Linked DNA regions of Homo sapiens: regions 1 and 3 are each linked to region 2. Evidence: chromatin contacts called from ENCODE Hi-C or POLR2A ChIA-PET data. All regions are on one chromosome and are shown on one strand. The core of a region is the stretch at or near the end of the contact, and the rest is flanking DNA. Distances in the headings are between cores, read along the strand shown.

Region 1 (4,508 bases), core at 1,460-3,959, 670 kb before region 2:
TGGGCCTGGTGGGGCACGCCTGTAATCCCAGCTACCTGGGAGGCTGAGGCAGGAGAATCACTAGAACCAGGGAGGCAGAGGTTGCAGTGAGCCGAGATCATGCCACTGCACTTCAGCCAGAGTGACAGTGTGAGACTCTGTCTCAAAAAATAAAAAAAAAAAGAAGAATAGGAAACAGCAATCACCCTTGGGGCTGGGTGAACAAAAGTCAGAAAAAATATTTTTTGAAACTTAGGGGCTTGGAGCAGGGCCCTGCAGGGTGAGGACTCAGCCCTCTGGGCTAGGAAGGTCCCGCTTGGCTGGCCCCGATGCCTCATGCTGAGGAGGGGATGCCAGCCAGTAGGTGCTGGTGTCTCTGAGCAGAGAGAGATGGGGAGGAGGTGGTGAGGCTGCTTCTGGAAATGGTGGAAACACTGGAAGCAACTGCTGCTGCCGGGATGAGGTGGTGTGATCATGGTCACTCTTAGGAACAGGAAGCCAACAGCTCCCTTCCTCTAGTACCCCTCCTGGCAGAGCCAAACAGAGACAGCCAGCTGCCAAAATAAGCCTGGGCTGCAGAGTCCCAGTCCCAGCATCCCAAAGGATAAAAAATAATCAGCACAGGATTTTAAAAGGCTATTTGACTACAGGTTAGAAAGTGGGAGGAGGGAGTGGCCTGGGAGGGAGTTGGGCAGTTGCCTAGGGGTCCTCCAGCATTAACTTGAACTTGAATCTTTCTTTAGGTCGGGGAAGGGAGCAGCCATGGACAGCTGACTTGGTAACATGGGCGATTACCAGGACTATTTTGTAGAGCATGCTGGAAGGAGGCAGAAAGAAACATGTTCATATGCTGCAGGGAAGATGGCCCCACTGGCTACTTTTTAAGATTGCATACAATTTTATGGGCTTTGCAGAGAACTGCGCAAATTCCCGTGTCTGTCCCCCACCCTGTTAATGACTGCCATATTGTAAGAGAAAGAACTTGGCAGATGTTTGATTATGCCTCACCCACCATTTGTGGCCCACATGACTTTCACATGAACTGATTTGTAAACTATAAAGCAGTATGCAAATGAGAAGTGGTATTTATTATTTGTATCCTTTCTGGCCATTGGCTGAGTTCCAGGCAGATGATGGGTTTCTATCTTCAACAGAGGATTTCAGAGGAGATCAAAATTACAGAGAGTAAACACTCAGAACTTATAAATTTTTGTTTTGTTGTTTTATTGTTTTGCTTTGTTTTTTGATTTGTTTGAGATGGAGTCTAGCTCTGTCACCCAGGCTGGAGTGCAGTGGCATGATCTGGGCTCACTGCAACCTCCACCTTCCGAATTCAAGCGATTCTCCTGCCTCAGCCTCCCGAGTAGCTGGGATTACAGGTGCCTGCCACCACACCCAGCTAATTTTTGTATTTTTAGTAGAGACGGGGTTTCACTGTGTTGGCCAGCTGGTCTCGAACTCCTGACCTCATGATCTGCCTGCTTTGGCCTCCCAAAGTGCTGGGATTACAAGCGTGAGCCACTGTGCCCGGCCAGAACTTATAAAATAAACAGGATAGTTTTACACTCTTCCGATTCGGTGTTTACACATAATGGCCATTCTTTTGGAATCTAGAATTTGAACCCAGATAAACTGGGTGAATGTCTTAAAAAAGAGCGGTAGTGCACATACTGTTGCAGTTTTAAAATAGCTGTGAACTGATTTTGACCATATATGTATTTGAAAGCTTTATAATGGAGGGTTTAAAATTTATTTACTTTACTTTTTTTTTAAATTTTTTATTTTTTGAGATAGAGTTTCACTCTTGTCACCCAGGCTGGACTGCAGTGGCACCATCTCGGCTCACTGCAACCTCCACTTCCTGGGTTCAGGCAGTAGTCCTGCCTCAGCCTCCCCAGTAGTTGGGATTACAGGTGTGTGCCACCATGCCTGGCTAATTTTTGTATTTTTAGTAGAGATGGGGTTTTGCTATGTTGGCCAGGCTGGTCTTGAATTCCTGAACTCAGGTGATCTGCCTGCCTTGGCCTCCCAAAGTGCTGGGATTACAGACATGAGCCACCGTGCCCGGCCATATATTTATTTTAATTGAATAGAACTTATTATAGTGCTGGTACTGAGTACTGGACAAAAGCTCAGGCCACATCAGGCTTTCCTGATGGATGATCCGAGGTGTTTCAGGAGCCAATCTGAATCTAGGTAAAGAGCATTGTCATATTGCGATGCTGTTATGTTCGTCTTTATTATACTTACTCAATTTATTTTGTAGTTCTGATTGTAAATGTGGAAGGCTGATTTCATTCTTGTTATTGCCATGTGGCTTTAGTTTAATAGCTATCATAGGTGAAAATTTAATTAAATCAGTACCTGGATTTCGTTTACAGATCCAGATACTGATTTAATTAAATTCTCACCTATGATAACTATTAAATGTTATTTAATGTTTATATACATATAATATTGGGTGTTATATATTATTTTACCACTCCTCAAACAGAGCTGGGAAACTGTTTTTCCAAATGCAGAGGATGCACACAGTTCTGAAATGCCTCTGGTGTGTTTCTAAATTTAAAATAAAAGAAGGTCTGAGGAGAAAAGCTATCACCCAGGGTTAAGCAGATGATGTGAAACTCTTCTGTCTGGTTGACTGGCATTGCTCTCGGTTTTTCCAAGGCATAGCTCTGTCTTTTATCCTTCAGAACCATTTACTAAGCACTTCTCTGGCAGTATCCCAGGCTCTGAGCAATCTTGGGAAACAAACATAGCCACTGTTATTTATGTTAATACCCCGTGATAAGTATGTGTACCTGTAAATAAATAATGGACCCATAAACACTGTAGAGAGAAAAGGGGAACCGGAGTTTTTTGGGAGGGGGCTGGTATCGGAGACTGCATGAAGGTGATTTTCTTTCTTTCTTTCTTTTTTTTGAGATAGAGTCTTGCTCTGTCGCCCAGGCTGGAGTGCAGTGGTGTGATCTGGCTCACTGCAACCTCCGCCTCCCAGGGTTCAAGAGATTCTCCTGCCTCACCCTCCCTTGTAGCTGGGATTACAGGCGCCTGCCACCATGCCCGACTAATTTTGTATTTTTGGTAGAGACAGGATTTCACCACGTTAGCTGGGCTGGTCTTGAACTGCGGACCTCAGGTGATCCACCCGCCTCGGCCTCCCACAGTGCTGGGATTACAGGCGTGAGCCACCGCACCTGGCTGAAGGTGATTTTCAAAAGGATTTTAAATATAAAAGAGATATCTTGCTCAAATAGGTGAGGTAGGAGAGATGCTACAGTGAGGAAAAAACGAAGGGAAAATTTAGCATTGTTGGGCCTTAGGAGAGGGGCGCAGACTGGTAAGTGGAAGGAAGAAGTGAGGGGACGCTGGATTATATCTTGTCGTGCAGAGGAGTTTTGAAGCTGCAGTGAGACTGCTGACCCTCTTGGAAATGAGAGACTGTGTACACAGATGGGCAATGGCTGGACCACATGTAAAAATGGAGCTCTGGCCCGCAACCTGCAGCAACCTGCCCAGGAAACAGCCCCATCTCCATAATAAACAGCCCAGGAAACCAGCCTGCTGTAAGTCAGACTTGGAGGAAGTCACACTGCTATCTCTAGAACAATCCAGGAAGCTAAATAGTAGCTTCTGTACTAAGAAGCCCCAGGACTTGATTAATAACTTACAGCTCCTCTAATTTTTTGAAATAGGGTCTTTTTTTTTTTTTTGAGACAAGGTCTCCCTCTGTCACCCAGGCTGGAGTGCAGTGGCGCGATCTCAGTTCACTGCAACCTCTGCCTCCTGGGTTCAAGCGATTCTCCTGCCTCAGCCTCCTGAATAGCTGGGACTACAGGCATGCGCCACCACAGCCAGGCTAATTTTTGTATTTTTAGTAGAGACGGGGTTTCACCATATTGGTCAGGCTGGTCTCAAACACCTGACCTCAGTTGATCCCCCCGCCTCAGCCTCCTAAAGTGCTGAGATTACAGGCGTGAGCCACCGCGCCCAGCCTGATATAGGATCTTGCTCTATTGCCCAGGCTGGAGTGCAGTGGCACAATCTTGGCTCACTGCAGCCTACGCCTCCCGTGTTCAAGCGATTCTTGTGCCTCAGCCTCCCGAGTAGCTGGAACTATAGGCACGCGCCACTGTGCCCAGTTATTTAAATTTTTAGTAGAGATGGGGTTTCGTCATGTTGGCCAAGCTGGTTTTGAACTCCTGGCCTCAAATGATCTGCTTGCCTCGGCCTCCCAAAGTGCTGGGATTACAGGGCGTGAACCACCACGCCCAGCCTCTAATTTTTGTTCTTACTTTTAATTTAGGACCAACCAGAGAAAGCCAGATATGCCCCCACTAAAATCCCATAAGATGTTCCTCTTCTAGTTAGCCTGCTCCCATGCAGACAGCCTCCAATCAAGGCACACCTGAAACCTTCCCTGTTTCTCACTTTAAAGCTTTCCCGCTCCTCTGCCTGCCTTGGAGTCTCACCAAAACACAAGCGATGGTGGCTGGCTCCCTTGCTATGGCAAGTTCTGAATAAAC
Region 2 (4,324 bases), core at 204-2,703:
CAGTAGGGACTCAACCATGTTAGCTTCTCCCCCCAGATGCTAGGGGCTGTGTGCTTTCATGGAAAGAAATGCTTCTGCTAGACTTAATTGACATCATCTTTGGTGGGTCTTTTCTTTGCTTCTGACCACACGTCTTTTAAACTTGAGATGCTTTTATGCTTCCGGGTAACAAGCAAAAGTCAGGCCAAGGAGGAAGCAAAACTAGGATTTATTGGTGGGGGGTCATGGAATAGGGATGTTAGAGATTAGCAGAAAAGAACTGCAATGATTTAAAAAGGCAAAAAAAAAAAAAAAAAAAGAATATCCTGGAAAGAAATAATTACATTTAAGTTGATTTCATTGTATCAAGTCTTAGAGTGCTTTTAAAATTATGGTTTTATGTCATGTTCTCAAGTGCAGCCTCAATGAAGAATCAGTCTCCCAGAAAGATTCAAACAGTTGAAATAGGGGAATTAGAAGATGAAGACCTTAAAAAAATCACCCACCAGCATGGGGATGAGGAGAGAGAAGCATCTTCACAGGCTCAGAATCCTATTTGATCCCAGATTCTTCCCCAAGTCAATATTCATTTAACACACTTGTCCCAGGGGACAGAGCTGGTTAACAGGAAATGTGCCCTTGAAGAGTTAAAAAATTATCTTACTCTTCTTCCCTGCAGATTTTAGTTTTCCCACCAACTGTTTAGTAGCAAGGAGCAACTGATGCGTTATGCTGTGTCTTTCCTATGGGAACACGCAGTTTGGTGGCAAAGAAACAGAGTAAAAAAAAAAAAAAAGTTACCCAAGTGGAATTGACAAGGGTGAAGGGATTCTGATTGGCCAATGTAGAATGTTAGAAAGTTATTCATGGAGACAAAGCACACAGATTTAATTTAATATTGATTTCAGCTTCAGGAGGAAAAAACTGCTCTTGCAGCTGAGCGTGGTGTCATGCAGAAATCTGTTTTTTCATTAGGAGCAGGACTCTCTTCTCCTCCCCATAGCCTCCCCACATGCATATCTCTTACACTGGTGGCATTTTGAGGGGCTGTTTTTTCACCCCAAGGGCAATGGAGGGCAGCACATATAGTGCATTCCGTCCAAGTCACCCCTGGAGAGTGACCAGGAAATCCCACACAGAGCAATTCCCTGAATCAGATGTTTTGCTATCTTATAGCCTAGGTTTGTTAGGATTTTCTCTAACAAGCCTAGAGCCTGTTCTTAAAATGACTTTTAATAACCATCACTCTGGTTTTGCCTCCTTGACACAAGGGGGTTTAAAAATAACCAGTGTTAGGATCAGACACCAGGTTCACTATCACTCTGGTACCCATTTCTGGTGCATGTTTTCCTTTTAAGCCATGAAGAAAATGACATCATTCAGGGCCCTGGCTGCTGTGTGTGGTGTCTTCCTGTATCTCCGAGCACAAACACTCACCCATTCATCCCCTGGCTGCCTGACCACCTGAAAACGTGACTGATACAGAAATAGTGCCAGGCAAGGAACAGGTGGGTGAGCTGAGCTTGGGGTCCTGCCAGCCCTCCCATCGTGGAATAAGAAATCTTGCGAATAAACACCGTATGATTTAATTGAATCTGAGCGAGAAGATAGGGTTTTTACAGAAACTAATTATGGCAGGCAGCTAGGCATATTAGTGCAGTAAATCTCGCTGATGTCAAGCCCTGGAGCTGCTGCTGTGTGGTGTTATTTTCTCTCTTTCTCTCTCTCTCTTCCTTTGCTCCTCAGTTTCTTTCATTCAATCTCTCTCCACTTTCTTTCACCTCTCTGCCTTCTTCTTGGCATGCTTAGATTTCAAATGGGGGGACAGCACCCGTAGCCCACTGATTTCCCTGTATCAGGTCGATAAACATATATGGTTCTGTGTGTGTAAAAGTGTGTGCATGTGGTTGTGTTTTGTCCTCTCTGCCTGTAATGGGAATGACAATTCAAGATAGAAATGGTATAATGAGTCATCTATAGCAGGCAGGGGTGGGGGAAAGTGGTGGGTACAAAAATGATTCAGACAAACTCTCTGCCTTCTTATCATTGGTGACATGGGGGCGGGGGCAGTGGTTATGAAAAGGGGAAGAAGAAAGTTATGTAAACAGCTGTCTTGGAAACATCAGGCAGAATGAGGTACAGTCGCCATGAGACTGCAGAGAGAGGGGTTTTAATGTTGACTACAAGATCTGGATCTAGCGTCATTAAGCTCCTTTCCTTCAAGGCCGCTTTCTGTTTCACTTAGGAACAGAACACTTGACTAAGGACTATAAGTAAATAAACTCGTAAATGCACTTTTTATTTCCTTAAAAAGTCTGGATGTAAGTGGCCCCGGAGTTTGTTGGCTGACTTGGTTATCTTTCCAGGCTTTCCCAGCCTCTCCATTGCCATGCTCCATGCTGCTGGCTTTTGTCCTCATGCTTCTTGGTTTTAGGGTGCTTATTGGTGGTTTCCGTCCTTGCATGAGCATCATAAGGGCAAATCTTCTCTTTATTAGGCTCTAGATTTTTATTTTTTAAGAAACAAAAGTCTTTTCTAAAGCCCTCAATACTTTTTTTTTATATTTCCTTCTCAGTCCATTTGGTCTACTATAACAAAATACTGTAGAGTGGGTAATTTATAAACAACAGAAATGTATTGGTAAGAAGGGAGGCTGGGAAATCTAAGATCAAGGAACCAGCAGATTTGGTGTGTGGTGAGGGTGCGTTTCCAGGTTCATAGATGGCGCCATCTTGCTGTGCCGTTACATGGTGGAAGGGGCAAGGTGGCTCTCTGGGGCCTCTTTTGTAAGGACACTAATCTCATTCATGAGGGTTCCACGCTTATGACCTAATCACCTCCCAAAGGCCTCACCTTCTAATACCACCACCTTGGTGATAAGATTTCAACATATGAATTTTGGTTTGGACAAAAACTTTCAGTTCATAGCAGTAAGTATCTAGCAAAGGGGAATGAAAGAGAGCCATGATTCCTTTCTTAGGGATGGTTGCATTGTCACCCTATTAAAATTAAGATTCTCCCATATATATCATGTTTTGTCCTATACATACATATATACCTAGAATATAGTTTAGTTTATAAATTAGACACAGGAAGAGATTAACAACAACTAATAATAAAATAGAACAGTTACAACAATATGCCAGCCTCACTATTCTTGTACTTTGGGGCCATTATTAAGTAAAATAAAAGTTACTTGAATACAAGCACGGTGATGTGACATTGGATCTGATAACTGAGTGACTAATGGGTGGGCAGCATACATAGTGTGGATACACCCTGGACAAAATAGTGATTCACGTTCCTGGGGGGATGGAGCAGGATGGTGTGAGATTTCATCACGACACTCAGAGTGTCATGCGATTTAAAACTTATGAGTTATTTATTTCTGGAATTTTTCATTTAATATATTTGGACCATAGTTGACCATGGGTAACTAACATGCAAGAATAAAGGGAGACTACTGTATACCCATGCTCATAGAAGCATTATTCACAATAGCCAAAAAGTGGAAGCAAGCCAGGTGCCCATAAAGGAAGGAGCAGATAAGCAAAATATGGTCTATACATACAATGAAACATTATTAAACCTTAGAAAGGGAGGGAATTCTGACACATGCTACAACATGAATAAATTTTAAGGACATTATACTAAGTGAAATCAGTCTGTTACAAAAAGAAAAATGCTGTACGATTCCGCTTACATGAGGTACATAGTCACACTCATAGAGACAGAAAGTAAAATGGTGCATTCCAGGGGCTGGAGATATAGGGGAAATGAGGAGTTATTGTTTAATGAACACAAGGTTTCAGTTTTGTGAGACTCAAATTGAGTTCTAGAGATGGGTGGTGGGACAAATAAACGAACAAAAGTAAAAAAAAATTGAGATTCTGTGAGAAAGGGGGAAGGAGACTGGGAATGGCAGTTGAGTTGGCCAACCAATGGCGCCTGTCACACTTCCACGAGCATGTTTGAGAAAGCGGGTATTTGTCTCCCATCAGCTGCTGGTCTACACTCTCCACCCCCACCCCCAGCAGATGCTCCTCTCATAAGTGCCCTTCACAGCCACTGGCTTTGCAGTGGGTCACCACGAGAATCCTTCAACGGCAGGTCCCTTGACACAGTATTGCTTCCTCCACACAAGCCTCCACGTAAGATTTCAGATTAGACAGACCTGGGTTCCAGTCTTGCCCCAGACTTACCACTCATTAGCACTGTGGCCTTGGGCAAGCTACTTACCTGCTCAGGCAGTAAAAATGCACATAATAGTTTGGATCTCATTGAGTTATTGTGAGGATTAAATAATGAATGTAAACTGCTTAGCACTGTGCCTGACCCAGAGGGG
Region 3 (4,102 bases), core at 1,306-3,805, 730 kb before region 2:
ACTCAAATGTTCATCCAACGTAAAATGGATAAATTGCAGAACATTCATCTAATGGATGACTATATAGCAATGTAAAGAAACAACCTATAATAATTCTGTTTGTTTAAAGACCAGATTATGAACTTCAACAATCTATAATAATGCTAATCTACATGAATGAATCTCACAAAGTAATGTAGTACCAAGATAGGAAGCCAGTTATGAAAGAGAAAACATGCAAAACGAATCTGTGATGCTATAAATCAAGGAAGCAGTTACCCTCTGGTTGTAGGAGGGGTGGTGATGCAGGTAATAACTGGAAGATGGTCCAAGTGCAGCTTCTATGGTGTGATATAGTGGATGTGAAGGCCATTGGTACTGGCAAACTTCTTAAAAATCCAGATAGATGAAATAAAAATGATATATGAAGATTTTTTGGCAACCGTTTTAGGTTCAGCCATCTAGGCGGTTATGAAGGGAATGGAATTATAGCAGGGGAGATTATGTGTTTAAAATGACACACTACGTGTAAGATATTGTGCTTGACGAAGAGAAGTCATTCAACAAATATATACGAAGAATCTTTTTCTTTTTTTTTTTTGAGACAGAGTCTCACTCTGTCGCCAGGCTGGAGTGCAGTGGCGCGATCTCGGCTCACCGCAACCTCCGCCTCCCAGGTTCAAGCAATTCTCCTGCCTCAGCCTCCCAAGTAGCTGGGACTACAGGTACGTGCCACCATGCCTGGCTAATTTTTGTATTTTTAGTAGAGACAGGGTTTCACCATGTTGGCCAGAATGGTCTCGATCTCTCGACCTCGTGATCCGCCCGCCTCGGCCTCCCAAAGCGCTGGGTTCACAGGCGTGAGCCACCGCACCTGGCCTTATTTTATTTTTTTAAAGCTATCTCCTACAGGAAGGAAAGCATAATTTTTCACATTTACTTTTATTTATTTATTTATTGAGACAAACTCTCGTTCCGTCGCCCAGGCTGGAGCGCAGTGGCACTCTCGGCTCACTGCAACCTCCGCCTCCTGGGTTCAAGCGATTCTCCTGCCTCAGCCTCCAGAGCAGCTGGGATTACAGGCGCCCGCCACCACGCCCGGCTAATTTTTGTATTTTTAGTAGAGATGGGGTTTCAACATGTTGGCCAGGCTGGTCTTGAACTCCTGAGTTCAAGTGATCCGCCCCGTCTCAGCCTCTCAAAGTGCTGAGATTACAGGCTTGTGCCACCTCGCTCAGCTGGAAGGCATAATTTTTAAAGTGGTTATGACAGAAATTATATTGGAAAGGGGCCTGTAGTAGAAACATAGCCTCCGGGTAGACCAGGAAGAAAAATTAGATTCAGAAATGGCAGGGTTACTCTTTCAGCTTTACTCTTCTCCAACTGGGTGTCGGTGCTAGTCTACAAATGTGAATAAACATTAAAGCAGATAGGTATGCATGCCGGAATCCGAGAAGCATTCGTTTCGTATATACCAAGTGCCTGTTGCGTGTTCAGGTAGAAGACCATAGTGCAATGGTGGAGACAGATTATGTCGACAAATTATTCAAATACAGTGTACTAAATATGCAATGTAATTAGGAAAAAACCCGAGGGCAAAAAGAAAGGCATGACAATGCTTCGGGGAATCTGGAAAGGTTTTATTGGTGTGACATTTAAGTTGGGCCTTGAAGGATGGGGAGAAGTTTGTCAGTTATGTTTAGGAATGCAACCAGAGGAAGCCCAGAAGCCTAGAGCGTTAAGGAATTGCGCAGCAACTCAGACTGGATTGAGTATTGGGCTGTGTTTGTCAGATGCAATAACAGAATGAGAGGCTAGGAAGGCAGGTCGGGGGCTGGAGAGAACAGGATCTGCAAGGTTCTTGTAATCAGAAGGCAATATGGCACAGAGGTTAAGAGAACCGCTTCCTTCTAAGTCGCGCTCCATCACTTGCTAGCAGTATGATCTAGACACTGGCATGGGCTTGGGCGTACCCATTTGCAACATGGGAAAATAGTTTTTTTCTTATACGGCTTAAATGACTGAGTGGGTATCAGTCAGTTAGGGCAGCGTGCAGCTCATATTAAGGCTAAATGAGAATGTATTATCATCACGAAGCCAAACCACGCCAAAGCTCGTTTCTAGGAGGGTCCCCCAGCCTCCTCCCCCCTGCTACTGTTTGGGAAGAGAAAAGTTCTCTCGGGTCAGGCCGCGCCCACTCCCCACTCCTCCGCCCTCCTAGGCCTCCGACTTTCTTCAGCGAGCAGGGCCCGGCCAGGGAGTGGGTAGATGGGCCTGGTGGGCAGCGGAGACGCCGCCGCTTACCAGGGCTCGGGTCCCGCTCTTCGTCCTCCGCTGTTCCGCGGGCCTTGAAGCCGGGCGGCAGGGCCGGTCCGATCAGGTCTCTTGCCATCCGCGGTGGCGGACACTGGTCACAGATATGAGTCTATCCACGAACGTCAACCCTATCCAAAAAGAATCCCGCGATCAGCAGCGAAGAATGGCAGGTTTCCCGGCGCCGAGAAATGACGTAAAGCCTGTGGTTGGCTGAGCCTTGTAGTTCACGGTAAAGGAAGTGACGCCTAATGCTTGCTCCACAGTCGCGTGCTAGACTCCGGACCCGCCAGTGGTATGGCTGAGCCGACTAGTGATTTCGAGACTCCTATCGGGTGGCATGCGTCTCCCGAGCTGACTCCCACGTTAGGGCCCCTGAGCGACACTGCCCCGCCGCGGGACAGCTGGATGTTCTGGGCAATGCTGCCGCCACCGCCACCACCACTTACGTCCTCGCTTCCCGCAGCCGGGTCAAAGCCTTCCTCTGAGTCGCAGCCCCCCATGGAGGCCCAGTCTCTCCCCGGGGCTCCGCCCCCCTTCGACGCCCAGATTCTTCCCGGGGCGCAACCCCCCTTCGACGCCCAGTCTCCCCTTGATTCTCAGCCTCAACCCAGCGGCCAGCCTTGGAATTTCCATGCTTCCACATCGTGGTATTGGAGACAGTCTTCTGATAGGTTTCCTCGGCATCAGAAGTCCTTCAACCCTGCAGGTAGGCTATTTTTCCACGTGAGTCGACCCCTTTACCTTTTTCCCCCGTTCTTTCCTCTCCCCTTTCTCTGCTTCCTCTCTCTACTCTGCCTTGCCTCTGCACTCTTGGAGTCTGGTCATTAGCATCTCAAAGCAAAGTGAGACCCCCGTCTCTACAAAAAAAATAAAATTAGCCAGGCATGGTGGCATGCCTGTGGTCGCAGATGCATGGGAGGCTGAGGCAGGAGGATTCCTTGAACCCAGGAAGTCGAGGCTGCTTTATCAACTAAGTTTATATAATATTGTAAATCCTTTGTTCTCAAAATATGTCTGACTAGAATGTTTTCCTGTTGACTGTTAATTCCATTTAGCAGTTATTTATTGAATTCCGACTATGTACCAGAATCTGGGTATATAGCAGTGAGCAGAACATACAAAAAATATTATGGAGCTTAATATTATCTCTCTTGTGTAGGAAGACAGACAATAAGCAAAATAAAATATTGTGCATTAGAAGGTTGAGTGGCATGGAGAGAGATAAAACAAAGAAGAATGGTAAGTAGTGCAGGATTTTCTTTTTTTCTTTTTTTTTGGAGACAGAGTGTCGCTCTGTCGCCCAGGCTGGAGTGAAGAGTAGCGCGATCTACTTCACTCCAGCCTATGCAGTCTCTGCAGAGAGGCTCACTGCAACCTCTGCCTCCCGAGTTCAAGCAATTCTCATGCCTCAAACTCCTGAGTAGCTGGGACTACAGGCCCACGCCACCACACCCGGCTAATTTTTTATATTTTTAGTAGAAAGGGGGTTGCCCCGTGTTGGACAGGCCTGTCTCTAACTCCTGAGCTCAGGCATCCGCCCGCCTCAGCCTCCCAAAGTGTTGGGATTACAGGCATGAGCCACCACGCCGGGCCAGGTAGTGCAGTTTTAAATGTCATTGTTAGTCATAAGGAAGGTGACATATGAGCGAAGACTTTAGGGAGGTGAGAGATCACAGCCATGCATACAACTGGGAGAATAGGGGTACGGGCAGAAGGAACTGCAAGTGCAAAGGTCTTGAGGCTTAGAAGCTATACATCAGAATGGGAACCAGTGTGGCTACAGAGGACTGAGTCTGGAGTATAATTG

The links. Hi-C counts contacts between places; a loop is a spot of excess contacts on that map. ChIA-PET counts read pairs that join two places held with the same protein, here RNA polymerase II (POLR2A). Pooled maps may share reads with other maps.
Region 1: POLR2A ChIA-PET joins it to region 2 with 12 read pairs in WTC11. The contact joins two enhancer-like sites. A Hi-C loop is called at or near these places in 7 of 168 maps with a recorded cell type or tissue (B cell, CD4-positive, alpha-beta T cell, CD4-positive, alpha-beta memory T cell and 2 more), 4 of 37 single-sample maps with no recorded cell type and 13 of 50 pooled maps. POLR2A ChIA-PET finds 5 or more read pairs at or near these places in 2 of 52 experiments (OCI-LY7 and WTC11).
Region 3: a pooled map shows a loop between it and region 2 (5-fold over the local background). The contact joins the promoter of NUFIP1 here to the enhancer-like site in region 2. A Hi-C loop is called at or near these places in 1 of 168 maps with a recorded cell type or tissue (PC-9), 1 of 37 single-sample maps with no recorded cell type and 4 of 50 pooled maps. POLR2A ChIA-PET finds 5 or more read pairs at or near these places in 1 of 52 experiments (GM10248).

The regions. Positions count from the first base shown.
Region 1 is chr13:44,926,337-44,930,844 of GRCh38, reverse strand. No RefSeq gene overlaps it. Among named protein-coding and RNA genes, the nearest start is that of TRE-TTC2-1, 11 kb to the right of the region's middle. Within about 2 kb of position 2,709, at least 2 of the 41 ENCODE cell types and tissues checked have a DNase peak (open chromatin) inside an H3K27ac peak, as active enhancers do.
Region 2 is chr13:44,256,925-44,261,248 of GRCh38, reverse strand. No RefSeq gene overlaps it. Among named protein-coding and RNA genes, the nearest start is that of MIR8079, 63 kb to the right of the region's middle. Within about 2 kb of position 1,453, at least 16 of the 41 ENCODE cell types and tissues checked have a DNase peak (open chromatin) inside an H3K27ac peak, as active enhancers do.
Region 3 is chr13:44,987,924-44,992,025 of GRCh38, reverse strand. It overlaps NUFIP1 (nuclear FMR1 interacting protein 1), which reads left to right and starts at 2,555. Exons shown (of 10, transcript NM_012345.3): 1 at 2,555-3,001. The coding sequence starts at 2,590. GPALPP1 (GPALPP motifs containing 1) reads right to left here and starts at 2,488. Exons shown (of 8, transcript NM_018559.5): 1 at 2,284-2,488. The coding sequence starts at 2,371. RefSeq lists enhancers at 1,742-2,378, 2,305-2,494, 2,685-2,754, 2,379-3,017.